Regions from separate parts of the Mus musculus genome. Here regions 1 and 2 are each linked to region 3. The links are chromatin loops, found by intact Hi-C in ENCODE. Cell type or tissue: left cerebral cortex. All regions are shown on one strand.

What was found. Hi-C counts contacts between places; a loop is a spot of excess contacts. Peaks named below come from ENCODE experiments on the same cell type or tissue, not always from the same donor. Only the 100,000 strongest peaks of a DNase experiment are listed, where the experiment ranks them.
Region 1: a loop joins it to region 3, with 4 times the contacts of the local background. A loop is called at or near these places in 2 of 42 quality-filtered maps.
Region 2: a loop joins it to region 3, with 3.0 times the contacts of the local background. A loop is called at or near these places in 7 of 42 quality-filtered maps.

What each region holds. Positions count from the first base shown.
Region 1 is chr14:79,484,138-79,492,137 of GRCm38, reverse strand. The region is part of intron 1 of Elf1 (E74-like factor 1); the gene reads right to left. It also overlaps the pseudogene Gm9243. Among named protein-coding and RNA genes, the nearest start is that of n-TEttc4, 6.5 kb to the right of the region's middle. In left cerebral cortex, a CTCF peak has its summit at 4,513 (motif pointing right); DNase peaks (open chromatin) are centred at 4,613 and 5,337; H3K4me3 peaks cover 879 bases; H3K27ac peaks cover 1,238 bases.
Region 2 is chr14:79,908,824-79,916,823 of GRCm38, reverse strand. All of the region lies in intron 1 of Gm6999 (a long non-coding RNA gene), which reads right to left. Among named protein-coding and RNA genes, the nearest start is that of Gm6999, 22 kb to the right of the region's middle. In left cerebral cortex, a CTCF peak has its summit at 3,997 (motif pointing right); a DNase peak (open chromatin) is centred at 3,984.
Region 3 is chr14:80,209,054-80,217,053 of GRCm38, reverse strand. It overlaps the pseudogene Gm17923. Among named protein-coding and RNA genes, the nearest start is that of Gm31776, 32 kb to the left of the region's middle. In left cerebral cortex, CTCF peaks have their summits at 605 (motif pointing right), 904 (motif pointing right) and 3,914 (motif pointing right); DNase peaks (open chromatin) are centred at 607, 937, 3,244 and 3,945; H3K27ac peaks cover 237 bases.

The DNA of each region.
Region 1 (8,000 bases), 720 kb after region 3:
GAAGGAGTTGTAAGAGCTTTGATGAGTAGCTTGCCAACCAGAAAACCAAATATAACAGCATAGGGTTTTGGATTGGTGTCTTGTGAAGCTACCTTGGGGAACCTTAAACTTGAGTTCTGGTGCTATCTCCAGGTAGAAAAGTGTCAGAAGCTCACATCACAAAACACCGGGTGGAGTCCTCTGCCCCAACTGCTTCCTTGCTGGTGAGAGAGCCTCGTTCACCTGGTGTCAATAACTCTTCTTTGTTGAAGTAAGATCAGAGGGGTAAGTTAGGGGTTGTTTTTCTGAAAGAACACCAAAATACAAAATCAAATTTTCTATTTTAAAACTGTTCATTTGCGGTGGCGGCGCACGCCTTTAATCCCAGCACTTGGGAGGCAGAGGCATGCAGATTTCTGAGTTCAAGGCCAGCCTGGTCTACAAAGTGAGTTCCAGGACAGCCAGGGCTGTACAGAGAAACCCTGTCTCGAAAAAACAAAACAAACAAACAAACAAAAAAACCAACCAAAAAACAAAAACAAAAAAACAAACAAACAAAAAACCTGTTCATTGGGAGCGGGGCTGGAGGGATGGTTCAGTGGTTATGAGCACTTGCTCCTGCAGAGGACCCAGGTTCAGTTCCCAGCACTCACAGGCAGTTACCAACATCTGGACTGCAGTTCCAAGGGATCCGCCGTTGCCTCCTCTCCCCTCTGCGGGCACCAGCACGCACAGGGCATGCACACAGACGTGCAAGTAAAATGTTCATACACATAAAAAAGAAAAATTAAAAAATGTAATTGTGCCAAAATATATATAAAAAAATTAAAATATATATAAAGAGTCAACTTACCATCTCAACCATGGTTCTAAGTATGTGGTTCTGTAAAAATTAACACACTCACATTGTTATGCCACCTATGAATTCTTTCCAGCCATCTTTCCAAACTTAAACTCTATGCCCATGACACAAGCCCTCACTTTCTCGGGCAAACACCAAGTATTCTCTCCATGACCTCCTGCTCTAGATACCCAGAAGTGAGTGAGATTCCTCGGCAGGATTGTTTGTGACTAGTTGTCTCACTCAGTACAGTCTTCACGGTTCCTCCATGCTATGTCATAGTATGTGTCAGAATTCCTTAGGGCTAAATAATATTCTACACACTTCACTTTACTTTAATCACTCATGAATTGATAGTTGGATTAATTACACTGGTGTTGCCATAAATACAGAAATATAAACACCTTTATGAGATAATCCACTTTGGAGGGAATCATTTTACATTCTTTACAACAATACATAAGGCTCGCAATTTCACCATGCCAACAGCTGCTATAGTAGCCATCTTGGAAGGTGAGCATTGGTTAATTACCTTTTATATAAACTTAATGTGCCTTTTCTCTATAACTTTAGGGTTAAACACTTTAAAACGTGCTTGATAAACTAAAAACATTTCTAGTAGGTATTGATAATGCAAAGAAATAGTGTATCAATGAGGAATTTTAAAGGACAATATGGTTTCTATGAATTATAAAAGGGAACCCAGGAGTGTGGAGTTCTCAATTAAGCCAGGATTCTGCCTCACCCAGCACCCTCCACAGAAGGGCCCTTCCCCTAACAACCAGAGCTTAGCCTGCAGTCAGCACCTGCCTATCCGACCCTTCCCAGCCACCTCAGCTCTGGTAACTACACACTGGATAGAGTAGCAAGGCCATCCTTCCTGGTCAGCAGAGTGAGCTGTACCCCTTGGCACGGAGGTATCAGTGATAAACAAACGTTGGGAAAGCTGACAAGAAAAAAACAAAACAAAACAAAACACTGTAGCCTTGAAAGGTAAAAAAAAAATCTTTGATTAAATCCAGAAATAGAATACAAATAGCTTCACAGAACAATAAATGAACATATCCTGTTATTAAAATTTTCCTGGCCTCCAGATTGCAAATCCTGAAGAGATTTTTTTTAAACAAAAGATTAAAGTATAAAAAATTTAAGACAATTTTAAAAGACTTTTTAAATTCAAAAGTCACTCAGCTAAAAAGTATCTGAGGAACCAAGAGAGCAAAAACATTTTAAATTGAAGATAATTTACTCAAGTCCTGTGAGATGTCAGGGACTTGCAGAGGACTTGTCACCAAGCCTCAGGACCTGAGTATGGAAAGAGAGAACTGACTTCCAAAAGTTGTCCTCTGACCCACACATACACACTGTGGCATGCACAAGAACACACACGTTCACAACATAAAATAAAAATGAAATGAGAATAAAAGGTGTTTCGGGCTAGTGAGATGGCTCAGGGGTTAAGAGCACTTTCTGCTCACTCTTCCAGAGGTCCTGAGTTCAACTCCCAGCAACCGGCTGTAATGGGATCCAACCGCCTCTTTTGGTGCATCCGAAGACAGTGATAGTGTACATAAATAAATAACTGTTGTTTCCTTAGTCGGGAGTAGTTTACATTCAAAAACATTAAAATTCATATACAAGCTTTATTAAATAGTTACTGCCTTACAAAAAATTCCAACCCATCTAAGCTAGAATTACTTTTCAAAGGGAAAAGCCTTTCATTCTTTGCATGGATGAAAAAGTCCAGTATGAAAGTAAAGGGTTCCCCACTATAGCAAGCGCCTTGTGGTCAAACGCCGACACCAAGAGTAGCCTGGTGTGGAGGCCAACAGCGACTGAACACTCATGCTTAGTGTGCTTACAATTTTTAAAAGAATAGTCATTAAAAAAGGGCAGGAGACATAAACGTCTCTCTAATATTATTGACCCTTGGCACTCACAGGAAAAGGTGCCAACTCCGTAAGTGTCCTCTGATCTGCACATGCTTCCCGCACCCCTCAAGATAATTATTTAAACTAGGTATGACAATAGACCCGTCAGACCTCCGGAAGCACTGGCCTCTGCCTTCTGGATGGCAGCGAAGGGTCTCACTGCACAGGCCTGTCTGTTTTCCACCGTGGCCTCCAGCACAGCTCACGTGATTCACCTATTGCCACAAGCACCCAGATGCTTCACAGTTTAAAAAGACTGTCCACCTCACTTGAAAGCAAAAGCTATTTATTGATTGTAAAATGTAAACCATATACCTAGCAAGAAGTAACTGTGAGATATTACCCACAATCCTACATATTTGCCGTGGAAAGTTAAATCAAGCGAAGCATTTAAAGTCTGTTACCATGTTCACCGTGCCACACCTTAGAGAAAACAACTCAGAAATACTCAAGTATCAAAAATCATTAACACTTAGATTTGCAGTTACCCCAGTAACAAAGGGTCATGTCCCTAAGGTAGGTGCCAGGTGCCTTATGGGAAGGATGAGGATTCAAGAACGTCAGCTAGCTTCCTCCATGTGGATTTCAGAACACTTAAGGCTCCCTGGCCTGCGCCATCACTCCAGCCCACTCAGCCTTTACACAATCTCAACACTAAGTGCCTCCACCCCACCCAGGCCGACACCTCTGGGAATTCAAGCGCATACGCCATTTAGCCATTTACGACATCGTGGGCTGTAAACAACTCATCTGCTGGGAAAGTTATTTTGTACACTCCGGGCCTGGGCCATTTCCCGAGCCACAGAAGGCAAGTGAGTCCTTCCCAGTCCCCATTCATTTTAAGTCAATTTTAAAGCAGACTGTTATTTTAAATAAATAGCATATAATATTCACTTCTTTATGTAAGTACCATTAAGGGCATCCAACATGGAAGAATTTTTACCCATACAATAAAATATAAGAAGCCACATTCATTTAGGGGGGAGGGGGCCTGGAGGGCAATTCCACATCTATTATAAAATAGTACTTGAAAAAACTCAGTATCTGAACTACATAGTGAGACCCTATCTCAAAACAAGAAAAGGAAATCAGTACACGTTTAAAAAAAAAACAACACTATTTTAGATAGGCCTCACATACCACAGTGACTTTTAAAGAAACAAAGTGTGAGCAACATGGAGCTCTTTCCTAAAGTCTCCTATCAGGAGACTAGGCAGAAGAACAACTTCAAACCCAAGGACGTCCAGGGCTACAGAGCAGCTCCCGGCTGGCCTGGGCTAGACAGAACCTGTCTGTCTCGAATACAAAAACAACAGGTATACCCAATAACATTAATTAAAAAATAAAAAATAAAAAAAAAAACTCACTAAGTTTTTTGGGGCAAAGAAATTTACTATCTGAACAGTATGCTTGGATTTCTAGGGTTTTGCCTTTGTTATTTCAAGTCAGGGTCTCTCAGTGTGCCTTTCTTTGGCTGGCTGTGCACAGCAGATTGGCCTCACTCAGAAATCCACCTGGCCCTGCCTTCTGAATGCTAAGGTTAAAGGCGTGTGTGTGGCAGCGCGCCTGGCCTTCAGAGCTTTTTTAAAGCTACTGTATTTTCATTCTCTTTATGTAGAAGCCTCAGATGATAAGCTTTAAGCTTGTTATCTAATAAGCTTGACCACACACACCAAGGTAGAAGAGCCACAGCCAGTTCTAACACGGTTAATTTCAAACGAAGGAGGTTTCCCTTTAATTCCTGAAGTGCTGAATCACGTGTCCACAGGGTGGCAGTGTCAGAGTCTTGGCTCCTGGAGCAAATGTGAAGTGTGCAAAAAGCAAACCCACCTTAGGATGTGCAAAAACGACGTGATCCACAGTATGAGTGAAACCTGCCTGTCTGTCCAAAACCCGAACCCACGCTTCATTTCCCCACTGTCCTGAGGGTGTTTACTTTCTGACGTCTCAAAGATTTCCTTCGGGCAAGCCTGTGAACCCGATCCTTCTGTTAAGCTGCAGCCACCATGGGAGAGCCCAGAAGCAAGCAGGGAAGCTGGCTCCTCAAGGCAGGCACCGACTTTGGTCCAGGGAAAGTGACAGTAGAAACCGGCAAGGCAAGGTGTGGAAGGGATCCTCAGGCTCGCTCTCCAGCTGACCTGCGCAGTGCTATCAAATTCACCTCATTAGCTCACGTTACCAGAAATCCACTTTCCTAGCTAGGCAAACTCCTTTAGCTCCAAATTCCAGAACTTCTCCAAGTTGCCAAGAATCAAGCCGCCTCCCAGCATGAACTCTTCTCAACAGACTTTGTAACCTGGCCTCAGATGCTTCCTGACCACCCGCAGATGCCCTGCTCCGCGTCTGGTGACAGAAAGGAAAAAGTCAAAGTCCCCAGCCCAGAGTCACACTGCTGATAGGTCAGGGCCGGTGCAAAACCCACAGGTACAAAGATAGGCTACTAGAAAAACCCTAGAGGCCAGGGAAAAGAAGCAGCAGAACTTGCCAGAGCTCCGACATTGTTCCCCACTGACCCTAATCTACTCTTGCAACCTTGTTTCCCACTCCTATCCTACTCTCCCACGCTTCAGGCAGAATGTGCTACAGCTGTTAAAGTGCTCCTGCTCCTGCCTGCCTGCTTCCTCTGAAAGCCTTGTCTCGCACCGGCTCTGAATCACGAGAGCCCGGCTGTATCTCCAGTGCCCTTCTCAAAGTCTGCTTCCCACAAGGGGCCTGTGCCATCGCTCACACAGACCCAGATGTGAAAACAGAGAGCTTTAAGTGCTTGGGTTTAGAGTGGGCCTTTCTCTGTACACTGTACACTGTACCTGTGGACTTGGTGAGGATGAGCTGCACTGTTAGAACAATCTAGGATTCATACCTTTACTCCTCAAACATCCCCCCGTTATTCTAAGATAGGTAAAATCTAAATGGCAAGCATATTCAGAGATAAAACATTCCATAGGCTTGACTTCAATCCTTTTTCATAGTTTTTGCAAGCATGTAACACAACTTAAGAAATAAAGTATGCCATGCCATGCTTTTCTGTATATTTACAGAGTTGTAAATCAACTAAAATCTTATTTTATAGTCTCTCAGGCACCTAAACATAGCTACATTAGCAGGTACCCGCCATCTCTTCTCTACTTCAAAGCAAGCTTTCTTTATAAAATTGCCTGTTGTGGGCATTTTACATAAATGGAATAAAAAACAAAAACTGCTGTTTTTGAGACAGAATTTGACTGTCCTATAGTACTCCTCTCTATGCAGACCAACTGGCCTAGAACTCAGAGACCCTCCTGCGTCTAACTCCCAAGTGCTAGGATTACAGGCGCGTGTCACCACACCACACAGGGCTGAACAACATAGTCTTTATCACCTGCTTTCTCCCACTAAGCATAAGATGCTTGAAACTCAAGAGTTGATTCTGTGGCCTGGATCTCCATGCCTGCCTCACCTCCAGCTAGTGTCCCACTACACAGACACACAGTAGACTCTGGCCCATCCTTGGGCCTTTTCCAGCTTGTTAGGAGGGAAAGCGCTGTAAACATTTACATCAAGTTGTAACGGAGGCAGAGGTTTTCCCTTCTGAGGAACATGTGGTGATTCTGTTTACGATTTTAAGGAACTGCCAAACGTTTCCAATTGACTGTGCCATGACACATTTGCACCAACAGCGAGTGCAGTGCAGGTCCAACTTCTCTGTGGTATAACCTGAGCAGGACTGACCTCACGACACATGTACTTATCCTCACACTACCCTGATGAAAGAAAAGAAACGGGGGGGGGGGGCGGGGGGGGCGGGGGGGGGAGAGGGCGGGGGCCGCATGTAGGGATGCTTCAGTGGCTAAGAGCATTTGCTGTTCTTAAAGGGACCCAGGTTCAGTTCTTAGCTCCCAGTGGTGACTCCAGTCCTAAGGAATTGAACAACCTCCTCTACCTCTGTGACACCCAGCACCCTCTTGGTACCCACGCATCCCTGTGACAAGATGCTCATACACATAAAGGAATCTTTTTCAAAATTTGGAGAAGGGCCAGTGAAATGGCTCAGTAGGCAAAAGTACCGGTGCCAAGGCTGACAACCGGAGTCGTATCCCAGGGGTCCGAGTGGTAGAGAGAGAAAACTGAGTCCTACAAGTTAGCTTCTCAACAGAGGGATGGAGGGGTTATGAGAGGGACAAGAGAGAATATTCTTTTTAATATAAAAAAAGGTGAACAGGTTAATTGCAGCCAAAAGCAAGCAAGGAAAGAAAACATGAATGAACAAGCAAGGTAAATTAACCAGAAAGTAACTAAAAAGAGAGAGACTGGCTAATGTGTCCAGAAAGGCCTTTCTGAGAAAGGCAGGCAGGCCTGAGATGAGGGGAGGTGGAGGCAGAAGAACAAGTGTTAATAAAACCCCGAGGCACACTCAAGAGTCAGCCACAAGGCCAACGGTGGCTGAGGGGCAGTGATGGCCAGACAGGCAGTTGAAATGGGGAAGCAGAGGCCTTGGGGCAGCGGAACGGCTCTGGATTTGGCCTAACTCACCTTGTCTCCTACTCCTCCCTTTCCATGGAGCTTTCACACCTCTCCTGGCTGCACCTGACAGTAGCAACTATCACCACATGGCCTGGGTGAATTAGCACTCAGTTGGTACAGCTAGCTATTTGTGGTCTAGACAGAGCACCTTAGACACCAGCAACCCAACAAAAGAATCTTCAGATATTTATCAAATATTATTTCCCAGCTATTCAGGAATTATTAAGGTCTTGCAAAGGACACCTGCAATTCACTCCCATAATTTAAACCCAGACTTCACTGGGCATGATGGCCCATGCCTTTAATCCCAGCACTTGGGAGGCAGAGGCAGGCGGGTTTCTGAGTTCGAGGCCAGGCTGGTCTACAAAGTGGTCTACAAAGTGAGTTCCAGGACAGCCGTGGCTTTACAGAGAAACCCTGTCTCCAAAAACAACAACAACAAAAACCCAGTCTTCATCCTTATAAAGTCTAATTAATCGCTTTTCCATTCTATTGATTTGAAAATATTCAACACCTAAACATAAAAGCTACAGGCACGCAACAGTCTGCGTTTTCCTCTACTGTCTGAGTCTTTTGAAGTAAGATTTCTTGTTTCACACACCACGGCCACACTCAAGCTTTTCAGAGACGAAGCTGGGTGTGGCAGAACACATCTGCTAACCTGGGCTATGATAGTAAGAATCAGTCTCACAATAACAAGAACAACACAGAACAAAGAGTCAAAAATGTTTGCAGAACTCTCCTGATAT
Region 2 (8,000 bases), 300 kb after region 3:
CTTCACCGTCAATTCACAAAATACAATTATCCGCTGTCTGCTTTTCTGATAGCAATTCTTTCATAGGTGAAAAATGCAACTGTTGAGTCCAGTAAGGAGGAACCTTGATGCAACACAGAGCATCCAGCAGCAGGCAGCTCATCAAACTCCAAGCCTATTTTCTCTGAGCCTGGGGGGAGGAGGGGGTGAGCTGGGACATTTGCACTTTGGAGTAAACACTAGAAAATTAAGTGTCTAAATAACCATCATCACTAAGCCTGAAGACAGAAATGTCTGCCCCATCTCTAGCTTTGAGGTAGCTGCTTCTTTTTTTCTTTTTTCTTTTTTCTAAAAACATGCTTGAATTGTCACGCAGGAGTGGTCTGGCTTAGAAAGACCGGCTGCCTTTTTCTCACCCACGTAATATCAAAGCTCATCCATTCTCTCTCAGCCTTGGTTTATGGGATTGTAATTCCCACCAACAAGGCTGGGAATACCAGACCCCATTCTGTCGTGAGGCAGAAAGGACAAACTCTTCTCCCAGGGAGCCAAGTGCTCACTGTGTGAAGTAAATTACCTCTTCCAAAGTGCAAAATGGCTGGGATCCTACCAATTGGGCCCAGGAAAACACTCCCTCAAGGGCAATATGCTCAACCACATGTGATAACATCACGCTATTTTTAAACCATCCTTTCTAGCATGTCTGAGTGTGAGCCCAGGTGAGGAGAAACAGCCAAAGCAAGTCAATCAACTTCACTTTCCCTCTGTTGTGTCAGCTCCTTCCAAGTACTCTTCATTTGTCCTCCAGACAAGTATACTGCATGGAAGCATGCATACGCTCAAATGCACATACACACACACATGCACACACAGGTGCGAGCACACGCGCACACACACATACACACATATGCACACACTCAAACAGAGACATACACACATGCACACACAGAGACACATGTATTCACACATACATACATGCACACACACAAACACAACAAACTTGTGTACATACATATCGCACATGCACACACACATACACACATACACATATACATGCACATACACATGCACACACAGAGACACATATATTCACACATACATACATGCACACACACAAACACAACAAACTTGTGTACATACATATCGCACATGCGCACACACATACACACATACACATATACATGCACATACACATGTGCACACACAACACACTTATGCACACACACAACACACTTGTGCACATACACATGTACATGCACACACACATGCACATGTGCAAAAACACATACATACACATATACACACATGCATACACAAAGACACACAGAGATCACCTTGCCCTGCACCTTGATCTCCACCCTTTTTCCATTCACATCCACTTCCCTCTCTCATAATCCTATCCAGACTCTACCCTGCCCCCGGATCTTCCTCTCAACATCCATTAATATCCCTCCTCTTCTCTGAATGTCTTCCTTCTACTTGCCTGCCCTGAAATGAGTCTTGATAGGCAAAGAGGTCTGGCCTTTCTGTCCTCTTTATTTAATAGGACGAAAAAAAACTCATCAGAAACAAAACAGGATCCCTTCTTAATGCACAGTTTAAGCCTTCCAAAGTCTTGATGGAAATTTGGCACGCATATGGCGTGTGAAGCTTGCATCTCTGCATTATAAATCTGACATCAACTCACAGATACAATGATGCTGGCCTTCTGCCTTTTTAAAAGGAGAGAACATGTTTGCAGTCATTATTGACATTACTGTCTAACGAGAAAAAGGAAGACTCTAATTATGACTAGACAAATCATGAGTGAGGTTCATTTCATTGCAGTCCTGGGAAAACAATTGCTGGGAAAAATAAATGAAGCCAAGGGGTGAATAAAAGAGAAATGTCTTCAATTTGCTAAGTGTCCTCAATCGCTCCTGCAACCCAGCCATCTTGGATCATGAATTTCTTAGTCATTCATTTTCCTGCAACTCTCCCTGCCCGGGCGGGCACCTCTTAGATTGCTTTCAACCTTGAGTTCTGTACTCTATGTCTCAGCCTTCCCTGCTACCATTTCAAATCTGTACTCTTGGGAGCTTTACCCTAATATCACTTGGGTGAATTCCCATTCTCCAGGGAGGAGATCTGAATATTTGGAAGGATTTAGGGGAAAAGAGACTTGTAAAAGACATAATCAATGGGTGCTTTCCTGACCTCCAGAAGAGCAAAGAAAAGATGAAAAAGGTGACAGTGACATGGAAGAGATATTTAATCTGAGGCCTACCTCAATTCACCCTGTCAATGCTTTAGTTGATGAACCATAAGCATAGCAATATGAAGAACTGCCCCCACCGGGAGACCCCAATATGCCCAACTTCCTGGCAATCTGCACCCTCTTGGGCACCATCAGAATATTCTGAGGTCTTTGTGCCAACTAGCACCTGCTGTTTATTTACTTACGCATGCACCCCAGGTCTAACTATCTACATAATCCCATCTGAGGCACTTTGAAACCCTTCACTGAAAATCCAAATGACAGGTACGATTCTCTCTAACCACTGGTTTGGGGGGCAAAGATGGAGGATGACATGGTCCAGTATGAATTTGGATTTTCTATCTCTTCCCAGTTCCTGCATGCTGGCCTCTCTCTGGCTAAAGGAAGGTTTGAAGATTGATAGTGGAGCACATCAATGTGCTGTCCCAGTTGCCCGTTGCCATGGATAATTAGCCATTGGTTGTTTATTTACATAGGTTCCATTTGCCTAGGGACCAATAAGTTTATTTATTCCAATAAGCCCTATACACCTGCATAAACAGGAAGAGAAAATGCATGACTTTTTTACTGGAACAGACAGGACTCTTTTATTAATAAACATACATGTGACAGTAGTAGATTATAATCAATATTGGACTTGGTGTTTTAGAACTGTCTTCAATTTGCAAAATAATAAAACCTTATTAATTTGAAGCTCTAAGGACCAGAAAATCTCAACAGCTTAACTCACTTTAGAGCATCTCATATTTTTGCCCAATAAAGAGTGGGACATCAGGCAGCTGAGGAAAAGCAGTTGCATCCAATCAAGCATGATTTTGGATAACCAATATTGATTTAATGAGGTTTTAGTCTATATCAGCATTTCAGCCACACTGTTATAGCTGAACAACCTTCCAAGGTCAAGCCCAGAGGTTTACCCCTTACCTGAGGTGGAAAATAATGAAATCTATTTTCCCCTGGGGGGAGAAAAAAAACCTATAAATCACATTTTCCACACCTCATGTGACTGCCTTAAACAGCCCACCTCTGCAGCATATCTACCTGTCACTCCTTCAGCTGCCTCAAGGAGACTCCACCAGGCTCTAGGGAGGGGAGCAGCAGGAAGAAAATGACAACCTGGGCATCAGACTGACAGTCTGAACATGGGCTGTGCTGCAGAGAGACTTGGAGTTTAGGGAAAGACTCTCTCAATATTTCAGGGTGTTGCTTTTTTTTCCCCCTCAAGAAAAATGAGCCTGAACCATGAGAGTCAGTCAACCTAAAAATGGGAGCAGACTCAGAAGACAAAGATCCTGCTTACGGGAGTGTGGAGTGTGTTCTTTCTTTTCCTAGAGTCACAACCGCGCGCTACAACCCCACCATTTTGAATGTCTGTGTGTACCCCTCTCCTGCAGTTAATGCAGACATGTAACATGATGCCAATTGGTAGTCTTATCACACAGACTCTAAACCATCCACAGAACTCAGGGTCCTTATCAGAACAGAATTCACAGGTCTCCCTATGGAATGTAGGTTGTTGCTGAAACCTGATATGCAATTAAGTCTCTGTGCCCTAAGAAAAAAGAGGAGGATTTTGGGCTTCTGTCAAGCCTCCTCCACAATGGATTGAGACCTTGAAGAGACATATAGGGAATAAGCGTCTTGCCCAGGGAAAAGCAGACGAACAGAGTTAATGCTTTGTGATATTGTAGGATTTGCATGTTTGGGGATTTCAAGATGAAAAGCTTTCTTTGACAGATGTGCAATATCCAGTGGCCACTAGAGGGTGCCGCAGGGATGATGCCAAGAGACACCCTGTGTAGGTGATACTGGGAGCTGTTAAATTGGGTCTGGGCAAAATTGGCACATATGACGACCATGTGTGCATTTTTAATTGTCCTAAATAATCTACTTTTCTAGCACATCTTATACATATGGGAAGCATCATGGAAGACAGTCACTTCTGAACCTTGGGCCCTGGGATGACTCTGGCACACCATCAGTCATCCGTAGGTGATTTCTTTTCTTGATACGCCTTTGTTATTCCCTCTGACAAAGCCTTAATTCCCATTCAGCTCATTTCGATGCACCATCCTTGTATGCACTGAGCATCTACTATGGGCTTGGGATAGACCACACAGCGGGAGAAGGACACAGGTCCCAATCTCAAGGGAATTACCACCCAGTGCTCCTTCTGTACTCTTTCACTCAGTGGGGACAGAGAAGCAACATTTGGGAAGCTATTTGGGGAGCACCTTATTCATGCTAAGGGGTCTAGAATGAAAGATTTGAAGTCGAAAGTTTCAATCCAGCTTTGAGTTTCTAAATGATCTGAAAGCTTTAAAAAGTCTTTATTAGCAGTGCAATAAAAACGTCAAGATGATATTTTTACCTAACAGATCTCCAAGGTTGTTCTTAAAGACAGTACTTAGTCTTGGCAAAGGCTCACATGAAATTAACAATATTATCCCTTGCTGACAGGAAGGTAGTTTGGCAAAACTCACTGAGGCTTATTTGGCATACATATCAAACACACGGAAAATGATGTATCACCTTTGACCCAATAATGGTTCTAATCCAAGCTCAAAGTGATAGAAGCCCAATCTAATATGATGATGGGGAGATAAAGAAGACAGCCCCAAGACATGTCCGTTCCAGGCAGGTAGACATTTGTGCTACTGTCAATCGACATAGAAGCTATTACCAGCAACACTGGAGGGTGGGGAGGAGGAGAAAGAGTTGAATGTGGTCCTATGGGCTCTTGGCTGAGCAACTAGGTCTATGCAGATGCATTTAAATTAAAGCAATTAGAGAAGAAAGAGGAATAAATTGCAAGAGGGCAATTAAAGTTAACTGTTGGACATTAGGGAATATGGAACGCTGGGGAAAATGTCTGCAGGACACTAATGAAAAAGCCTAACTAGATATGAAGATGGCTGGAGATGGAATGTGGGGAACACTTGTGATGTTTCTTAAGGAAACTGAGTTTTCAAAGTGGAAGTCATGTTATAAAACCTAAGTGATGAAGGCAAGTAAGAAAGTTGGAATAGCAGGTAGGGCAGGTACTGGCTTGAAAGAGGCCAGAATCAAGGGAATGATTCATGTCTGTTCAGGTTTTGGGGCAGAAGTGATCAGAGCAGATCAAGCTAAATGAAAGTACCCAGTAGAAAAGGAGAAGGAGAAAGGGGAATAGAAGCAGGGGTAGGGTTGTCACTTTAAATACACACACAGACATACATAGACACAGACACAGAGAGACACACAGACACACACACAGAGACACACAGGGACACACACACATGTGCACATGCATGTATACATGGAGAAAGAGAAGGAGAGAGAGAGAGAGAGAGAGAGAGAGAGAGAGAGAGAGAGAGAGAGAGAGAGAGCATGCAGGTACATTTGAGCCCGAGATAAGTTGAGTAAATGCTCTACCAGAAGTATACCCTTCATGCAGGACTTGAGATACACCTACACTACTGCTTGTTTGCTGTCTATCTGAAATTCTAAGTTCACTAAATTAATGTCCTGTGTTTTTCAAGCAGCCTTGGGTATTGAGAGGACAGAGGGACAAGGGAAGAAGAAAGCAGGCAGAGAGGATGCAGAGTTACCTCTGCTGTGAGAAAGGGAGAGGAAACAAAGGAACAGGGAAGAGAAACCTAATGTGAAGAGCTCTGAGGCTGTTCCTTCTCCTGCCTTAAACATGGAGGCCACGTCATACAGAAAGCGGTTATGTCAAAGGTCAACCCGAGGATCTGGCAAAAGCAGGTAAACTTTTGCCATATCAATGAGCGGTGGACAGGACGGCAACCAGCTCTGGAAACCATCTACCTGTACCAGGTAGGACTAGAGAGACTGAGAGAGTCAGGGCCTCATAGACTACACCTTCTGGCTGGCATTTCATTCTTACCAAATCATGGGAAGCTCTGTGTGTGTGTGTGTGTGTGTGTGTGTGTGTGTGTGTGTGTGTGTGTGTATGTATGTGTGTGTGTGTATATGTGTGTGTGTGTATATATGTGTGTGTGTGTGTGTATGTGTGTGTGTGTATGTGTGTGTGTGTATGTGTGTGTGTGTATGTGTGTGTATGTGTGTGTGTGTGTATGTGTGTGTGTATGTGTGTGTATGTGTGTGTATGTGTGTGTGTGTGTATGTGTGTGTGTGTATGTGTATGTGTGTGTGTGTATGTGTGTATGTGTGTGTGAGAGAGAGAGAGAGAGAGAGAGAGAGAGAGAGAGACAAAAGGGGAAGGAGTGGGAGGGAGAAGACAAACTGAGTGAAGTGACTTCTCTAAAAACAAACTTAGAGAAGCGATTTTTTTTTTTGAAGGAGGTAAACGACAGAGCTTCACAGTGATTCCCTGGTGTCTGACATAAACAAATGAGCCAGCAAAGAATGGTGACAAAAGAAGACAAAAAGAGGCTAAAGCTGAGAAAAAGGGACCCTGAGAACCACAGGGGACACAGAGACAGCATGGGTCCCCGTTACCTAGCTATTCTTTGAGCATCTCAGTACAAGCATTTCACATTCAATCTGAACTCTACAACAAGCTTCGGGAAGGATGTTATTATCCCTGTGTGACAGGATAATATTTGGAATTATTCATTGATTTTCTGTTTTGCACTGGGTAGCTTGCTTTTTTTTCACTTAGTCACCACTCCCAATTCAAGCAGCTCGACAAGTCAATACTCATCACATTAGGGGGCAGATGAAACGGGCAGAAAGGAGAGAGAGAAAAAAAAAATAGAGGTGAGGCTCCAGTATTATATTCCAAAATTTTGATGTTCTTATAAAACTCAAAAAGACCTTGGGCAGAGGTTAAATGTTTGTGTGAAATTCAAGAGCACACGTTTCCCTGGAGACTGGGGAAAAAAATCTGTCTGGTTAGGGAGAGGGAAGATACAGAGAAGAATGACACAATAGATGCTGTTGTGCCCAAGAGAAGACATCATATGCCTATTGACAAGCAGAGCCCAGGGAAGCACGAGGCTTCCAGAGAGAAACAGACAATGAGTCAAGACAATGGTACCCTAGCAGCAGGAAAGAACTGCATGCCCCATTATCACCATAAAACAACAAAAGTATTGCAGAAGCTTCACAAAAGAATGAAAAGAGAACCAGGGAACACGACCAAGCTATGTGGCCAGGAGCAAGGGGTATATACCTTAGATGTACAGGGGGTGAGCAGGTGGCCAAGACCTAGATGGGACCAAGGGTGACTGCGCTAGATTTGGGTGGACAGGTGGTCACAGGGAGAAGATCTGCTTTTCAGTACTTTGACACTGGCAATGACAAGCAGAGGTGAAAGGCTCTCTAGTTGGCTATAAAGCGATGACATCTCAATAGAGCAGTGTTATAAAAACGTAGAAAGTCCAGTTGCTAGAAATGTTCAAAAGCTATATATTTGTTCAAATTCGTTATAAACTGGACATTTGTTCAAATTAATTAATAAGCTAGCGGGGGGGGGCGCTTAGGAGGTAGTTCGGTTGGTGACATGCTCCCCAGACCTCGTGGATTGTGGGAGAGAGGTAGTTACTGTCACAGAGAAGCCTACAAGGCTCCAATGAACAGTTCTGAACCCATGGTCGCACAGATGATCCTGGTTAAACTCAGTGGGTCACATAAAAAAGAAAAATACTAGAGGATTGTGCACTTATAGGGAAGTGGGGAAGAGGTAGACTGGAGGGTAGATCAGAGGCAGGACTGAGATGGGATAAGAGGAGACATTATATACCTGTATGAAATTGTCTAAGAAAACACTTAACAAAAATTTGTAATTACAGAGGAC
Region 3 (8,000 bases):
AGCAGCAAAGGCAGACATCGACTCCCATCAACGTTACCCTTGGGCTTCCTGTCATCGTCTGAAGAGATCTCCCTCAACACCTACCTATTAGACATTTGAAGTCCCAAACGGCCAGGCACTGAATTGGTGTAAGGCCTCCTGGCATGAAAATTGATTAAATGTTTGTGACATCTAGTAGAGAGCTGAGTGTTCTCCCCAATGGTAGGTGGGACCCAGTCCGTCCAGAAGAAAGGGGCATAAAAGCTGTTCACTGTCCCCACACTAGAATATCATGTAATGTCACTTTTCCTAGAATTCTGACAAAATAAAAGAGGCCACGATTTCATAAGAGTTTGAATTGAGGCCCTCAGAATCAGCTCCTAAAATCTCTGAGACTTCAGGTACCTCTTGCTTGCTGTTGGTTTGGGCTGCACTCATTCCTTTGTGTAAAACACGTTACACTGAGATGGCCACTAGCAGAAAGCTTCGGCCATTAGCCAAAGCATCCAACCACTAATAAGGAATCCAGTTGCCTCTCTACTTCCAAACCTGTGCCCTATCACCCAGTTCTTCTTATTGCTTCTGCACAGCTGAGACCAACACAACTTTCCCACCAGGTGGCGCCTGATCCACTGGCATTTATAGCAGAATAGCAGTGTAGCAGCGCAGAATAAACAAAAGTTGACCTTGCTGGGGGATGGGAGAGGGAGCACAAGACCTTGCTGTGGCCAGCCTCAGCTTTCAGCTGCCAGAAGGTGACCTGGCCACAGAGGCTCAGAATCAAGTCTTGGGTGACTAGTGGGGCCAGAGAGATGTCGGAAGGGTTATTCTTTCACACTGACACCTTATGCTTTGTCATTTTGTCCAGTAGCATAGTCCGGAACCCCACAGCTCTCCTCCACCAATGTCAGATAATCCTCAGAGGCTCTCACTGGCCAATGGCACTGTGCTACCACTAGGTGACACTGGCTGGCTGCAGCTTGAATTGGTCTTGAGACTAGAGGGCACTGTTCTCGAGCCTGTTGATGCCCAGGTCTCTGTCCGAGGTGCTGACCAGCTCCAACAAGTTGGAAAATGCTCCACCCTTCAAGACAGCAAGGTAACTCAGACTTCCAGTGTCCTGGGCCTTTCTAACAAGGTCGATCACCTCTTCGGGGACACTTGGGGGATGTCGGAGAAAATGATAATCACTTCAAGAGCACTGACAAGCAGCATGTTCACGATGACCTTGTGGGTGTCAATCCAGGGCCCATGTCCAGGCTTGTAGATAGACTGGTGCTTGAAGATGGGGCTGCCAGAGCACAGGGAGAGCCAGAAAGTATGGCAGACTTCGAGCGGGATGTGTGCAACAAGGGTGATCACCTTTGTTCCTGGAATCCTCGTCAGAATTTATCATCACCCGGATCTAGCGGCAGCGATGACTCTGGTGCATGATCAGTCAATTCCACTTCAGTCAAGGTACCCTGATAAGGACTGGGCTGTGGTCATTGTCATCTAGCACAAACAATCAGGGGGCTGAGGTAGAAGAAGGAAGCTAGCAACCTCTGACCTGGACTGCCAACTCCAGGCTGTCGGCAGCCTGGCTAGGCAGTTCCAGCTCATGTAGCTGAACCAGATTGACAATGGGTGTGTCCTTGTGCCTCTACAGCTCCATGCAGAAGGGACTGTGATGCTTGGCTAGGCACATGTTCTGTGGCTCATTAGCACCCACACCCTCATCATAGGCACCTAGAAGGGTATGCTTGTGCCTACAGAGTTCTCTCCATCAGATTTTGAGCCCAGAGAATGTCAGTGGAAGGGTCGTTTACATTCCTTACCCCTCCTTGTATAAGAGCTCATTACATGGAAGGCCAGTGTACATTATGGGGCCTGACTGCACAGACACTCCAGGTTCAGGTCTGTGTCCCAGTCACCCACCCTCTGTCCTTTCATACCTAGAGCAGAGAGTTGAACTGCTTCACCAGGTGGGACTGACTGGATGTTCTGTGCTGAGATCAAGCTGAACATGGTCCTCTAGATCGCCAATGGCTGTGCCAGGATCTTCCTCCTCCTCCTCCCAGGAGAAAATCAACAATTTTGATGCAAAACTCAAAGCTCAAGTCACAGAACCAACACAAATACAAGTCTAACTCCTTGCAGTGGAAAAATTCAAAACTCAAACAAACAGCGCGCACACACACACAATTTTGCTCCAAAAAAAAAAAAAAAAAAAAAAAAAAAAATCCTAGATTCTGTGCTCAGACTTCTCGTCCTTTCAAAGCCCAGAAGACACTTGCCCTGCTAAGCACACTAAATGCTCTGCTGACATAATCACTTTCCTCACCCCAGTCTTTACCTCTGTAGAACTCCACTGAGTAGGTAGGAGGGAGTATAGAGGAAAAGTAGAAAAGTGGATACCTTCTTGGGCCAGTCCTCTGCATCTCTGGGTCTTTGAGTCACATAAAGACCTGGAGAAATGAACAATGCCCAAGGTTGTTGTACAGGAGTCATTAAAATCTCTTTATAAGTTTTCACATACCGGTACATCTGATTTGCTTTTGTAATGTGTGCATTTCGCGCATTGATCATAATACTATGGAATCCACGAGCTGTTTACTCTCTACTAAGGAACTCTCTTCCTTGGAGGCATAGCTACCCCTGGCTTTTACCACTTAAGATAAGTATATTACAATGTACAACTTCCCACCCCGTTATCGTCCATGTTGGAATGGCATTTCTTGTTTTGGAGACTCCTGTAATAACGACTTCTCTAGAGTGAGGCAATGTCTAATCAGAAGAGAACGATCTTCCAGAGTAATCATATCTGAATAGTCTTTCTATTGCGAAGGAACCACTAATGAAAACAAAACAAAACAAAACAATCTATACCCCTCCATCCTCTTTTATGTCAGTAATTACTTATATGTGAGGAATCAATGTCAGAGAAGTTTGTCAGCCTTGAACAACTGCAAGGGATACTTAAGGGTAAAAAAGAGATTTAAGGAAGTATACTGCAGTCAGTCTTGTTAGAAAATTGTTGCCTCCCAATTATTTTTTAAAAGCCCCTGGCTAAAGAAAACCACGGGTGGCCTGGTTGGCTGAAGGCTAAAGACACATTAAACCATCTGTCTAAAGGATAATAAATAGTCTCGTGTTAAGTTTCTTTATGTGTGAAGCGCTCTAAATGCTAAACAGTCCCACGCGTTAATGATGGCATTGTTCTTCGTGCCTAGGAGACATCATCACGGCAGAGTGCTCTTTTAACTAGTCATCTTGACTCACTGAGCAGACTGAGTTACTCATATGCACAAGCTTTTCTTGGCTCCTCCGTGATCTGTAGAATTGATTTCTTCAAGGACGTGTCAGAAAAAAATGACTAATTTTTTTTTTCCTTTCAGTCTTGGATAGGCATTGGCATTTATTTTTGCACTAGGACATGAGAATGTGATTCTGAGACCAGGCCACCTCTGATGAGATCATTAAATCTTTAGGTGTCCATGCTTAGTGACATATTTTGGCAATGACTTTTCATGCTAATTACCAATAACTGGTATCAGAGAAAGACCACAAGAGACTTGAGTTGGTTTGGGAAGGGTAGTCTGAAGTTTCAGGACAAAACAAACAAACAAACAAAAAAACAAAAAACACTCATTTGATCTTTTTGAGACTTTTAATCTTGCCTGATGAGGCAACCTTTGGAAAAACAAACAGCTATACCTCAGTACCGGTGACTGCAGATTCTTCTTGAGCAAGTATTTTCAATGGTATACAAAAGAGTTGCCTTTGTTAGAACTAAATACCACAGAAAGCCCCTGGTTATTTGGGCTCTGGGTCTCAGAGAGAATAGGGCAATCTTGACCTTCCCCTCAGGATCTTTATTCTTATATATTTATCAGCTGAAAACTGAAAGTGCTTCAGTGGACTCTCAAGTCCTTGCTGCCACATGCATTAGCCAGGAGAGGGACCCATTTAACCACGTTCGAAATCCTTTCCCTTCTTTCTCTCACACAACCTCTGCCAGGCTCAGTCTCTATCAGTTCTCAGCATTGGTGTTACCATGCATGTTCAGAAAAGCCATTTAGGATACAGAAAAATGAAGAATACTCTTAAGATTTCATCCACATAGCATCAAAAGATCCAGATGAAGTATGCAAAAGGCAAGTAATCAAACCTATTACTTCCACAACGCTATACATCTGGATGTTTATGTTTGGAAACATCCAGCAATGGTGTTTAAATGCCTGATTGCGTTTTCGCCCATCTTTCCTCCAGCTGTTTGGCATCAACGAGGCCGTCGCTGGAAAGGAATATGCTTTGCTGTTAGGGATTCGTTATTAGTATTATCATTGTTTTGTAGTAAACAACTACCTTATTAAAATGCTGCTTTATGAATGAAGGGCAGCTGGAGATTTGGAAAAGAGGCATTTTCTGAGGCAAAAAAGAAAATCAGTTCTATGCCAATAGAATGACAAGCTGAATAATATAAAAACTGTGTGCTCTGTTCTCCCTAGGGACTAAGACATCAGGAAGCTGTGTTTACAGCCCTGAGCTGTGATATTCTCATGTTCTATTCTGTTGGTGCTGTTAGATGAAAATCTCTGTTAATATTAAAAGCACTGTGGCAGAAATTTGCTTTAAGTTGCTTGTGTTCTCTTTCCTAGCATATTGCCAAAGTATAGGTCTATAAAATACATTTTGATTTCTGCTGGAGTAAAATATAAAGCAAAACCAACAGCATGGTCAAGGGTAATATTGCAGTCAGAAGAGGTAGACATGAAGCAGCAGCCTGGTTTTAAAGCAGGAGAATTTGATGAACAACCTATACATTTACTCCTAAACCCAAAACACCAAACATACTGTTGGTCACCAATATGTCAAGTAGTCACATCTATAACATGCAATTTATCCTTCGGTAATTTTAATAATACAGGTTTTATTTTGCTGAGCACATAAATACCAATATCTCCCATTATACACAGAATACATTGTAGGTACACTAAGGTAATTTTCATTGGAAACACATTTAAAAAAAAGTTAGCTTTCTAATTTCTAGTACCACCTTGCTATTTTCGTAATTCTTCATTCCTGTTACATAAAATTAGTAACATACATTTGGAAAAACTTAGGCCACAGGAAATTCCCACACATGTGTTAAAGTCTGCATCAGCTTTGCAGGACTCTGCACCAATACCTGTGTAGGCCAGGGACAGTTTCAGTGCCATTTAGAACAAAGCACATAGTGTCCTATCCTGAGACACATTTTCATTTCTCAACTGAAAAAACACTCCAGAGCCGAAGGGGCAAAAATCAGTTCTGTCTTTGTTGCTGTCTTTGAGCAGTAAGTTCTAAAAGTTGAAGCTATTAAACCTGATTGAAAGAAACAAATCAACCTTTCAGCTTTCCAAGATAAACCTTTTTGAAAAATCATACCTTGAAAAAAACTAAAGTAAGCATTTAGCAGAAGGAGCCTCCCAAATAAAGAAAGTGCCTTGCATTACCTCACAAGAAGGCACAATAGCTCATATTCATGCTACCTACCCCACTGCATAGATAACTTCTTATCAAATCATGGCTGTGTAGTTATTTATACGAAAAGGTATAAGCAAATTGATGATGTTCTGGGGAAAAAAATCACTTAGGGAAAACACTTCATCCCAAAGTCACCCAAAATAACATCTAAACACATAGTATAGAAACAAATGACATTTTATCAACCATTTACGTACTTTACCCTAAGAAAAATCACAGACAACCACTAGAGAATATCAACACTAATCACAAGCCACCCTTAGCATAAAATGAGCACTTAAATTATGAAATAGTCACATAAAAACAACATTTTTCATCATGTTAATAAAGATTTTATCAAAAGCATGTGATCTTCAGCTGCTACATAAAACTGGCAATTATACACTGCTGACTTTATTAATATCTCTGCATGAAGGAAATTAAGTCAATAAAAAACTCCTTTTACTGTTTTGGTTCATCTATGCCTCAAATCCAAGCGAGCTGGGGAAGCTGACTTCAGGTTTGAATCTCTTGTCTAAAGAATCAAGCGTTGGATGTTCACTGGGCCGAGAAGGGACCTTTTCTGCAATGAGAAAAGCAAGAAGAAAATAAAACAACAAAGACTGAGAAGGAATGCCCCCTTGTGCTTACTTTAATTGGTTTCTGTTTTTCTTGTAACCTGGTCCTCTAGTTCTGCTCTGCATAAAGCATGTGTGTATCCACGCCAAAGAGAGCAACCATTTCCAGAGCCTTTATCTACAGCTATTCAATTACATGTGTGATACAATAAACTGCACAGCCTCATGGGAAAAAAAAACACTAACTTTGGCATCAGAGTTTAGAGATACCACAAGTGCCAAACGGCACAGTTGTGTCAAGTCCAAATGAGAACCAAGCAGAAAAGACTATAGTCAACTGGAATTGCCAGGCATGGAGTTAACCTAGATGGAAGTTGAAAAAGATGCAGACACAGCCTTTGTAGAAGGATTGGATAGGTCAGTTGGTTGGAAAGTGTGGCTCAAGGAAAGTAGTACACTGGACAAGTGTGAATGTGGGATCTAGAAGAGAAGAACCTAATGGTGAATTTTAAATGTCAGTGGATATAAGGCAGCAATGAGAAAGCACTGAGGTCTGGTGAAAGAGTTTGCTGCCATGTTTCTAGACAACTGATGTCTATGATTGACTTCTCAGAATACTGATGAAATCCCAAATGATGATCAGACAATATTTAAAGTTGTGAGCCAAGATCCAGCTCCATGACTATCTCAGCGGAGACATCTTTCAGGTGAATTATGCAGGTGGTATTTGTGTGGCCTAAACTTCTTTCTGCCCCAAAACTTCCTGCCAAGACAAACTAAATAGAGACTGAAAGCAAGAGCAAAGTCAGTTAAGATGCCTTGGACCTAGGTATGAGATGTTAATGGCTTGAACGATGAGTAGCAAGATGTATCAGGTGGGAATTTAAGGAGCATTACAGTGAAGGAATCAGCGGGATGTCATGGCAAACAAGCCCTAGGCATGGGGAAATGAAACAGACAAATTATTCTACAGGCTTACGGGAGAATCATGTATCTTTGGGATTTCAATTTTCTAAGGAAAGCTGCATCCGTTCCCCAGTAGGATTCCCAAGCCTTCTTCTGATGCTCACTAGGTAAATGGCCAAAGACAGAAATCCTCAGTGATATCTGCACAGAATGCCTAGCCTAACAGATTCCATGGAATCTGGAGAAAAGGAAGATGAGAACAAAAAGTTCAGTCACACTGTGAGATCTTGAAACAACCTTGTCCTTCATTGTAGGCACTTGTACATTATGCTATGATTTATTAATTGAAAAGCATATATCTTACTCCTATTATGAATCAGAGTATGAACTATGACCTTATCAAATGTATCACACAGAGACTAGCTCAATGACTTCCATAGGAAAGGTACTCATTAATATTTGTGAAATATGAGTGAACGTTTCATAACAGCATGCTATTTCTATGCAATAGCACCTACCATCATGTGAACTCAAAACTACAAAACCGGCTTAGGATTCATAAGGTTGATATCTGGAAATGAGTATAATATGAGACCTCTATAATAAGTACAACTTACTAAATAATATTGGCCCAGCCAGCTATAATAAAACTGGCTTCTTGGGTGAAGTTTAACACTTAGCAAGAAATATCAGACATTAATAGTTTTTGCTGAATCAACATCCAAATCTGAGACTGCCTATCTCTTCTCCAAGCTAATTCATGAAAGAAGAGCATGACAGACAGGCTTCTGTTCTCATCATTCTGGAGTAATAACAGAATGTCCACATGACCTCTGCTTAGTAAAACTAGAAGGTTCTGTTCTCTTAACTTCGCTGTCTGACGCAAGTAGAAGCATTGTCCCAATTAAGGATACCCAGAGAATGACTGAGCCCAATATGGTATGGTAGGACCACCATACCATACTTGGAGGTGATTTCCTAAGGGTGAAATCAGTGGGCTAAAAGAAAGGCTGGGGTGGTATGGAGCACATTGAAGCAACTATTCCTGAT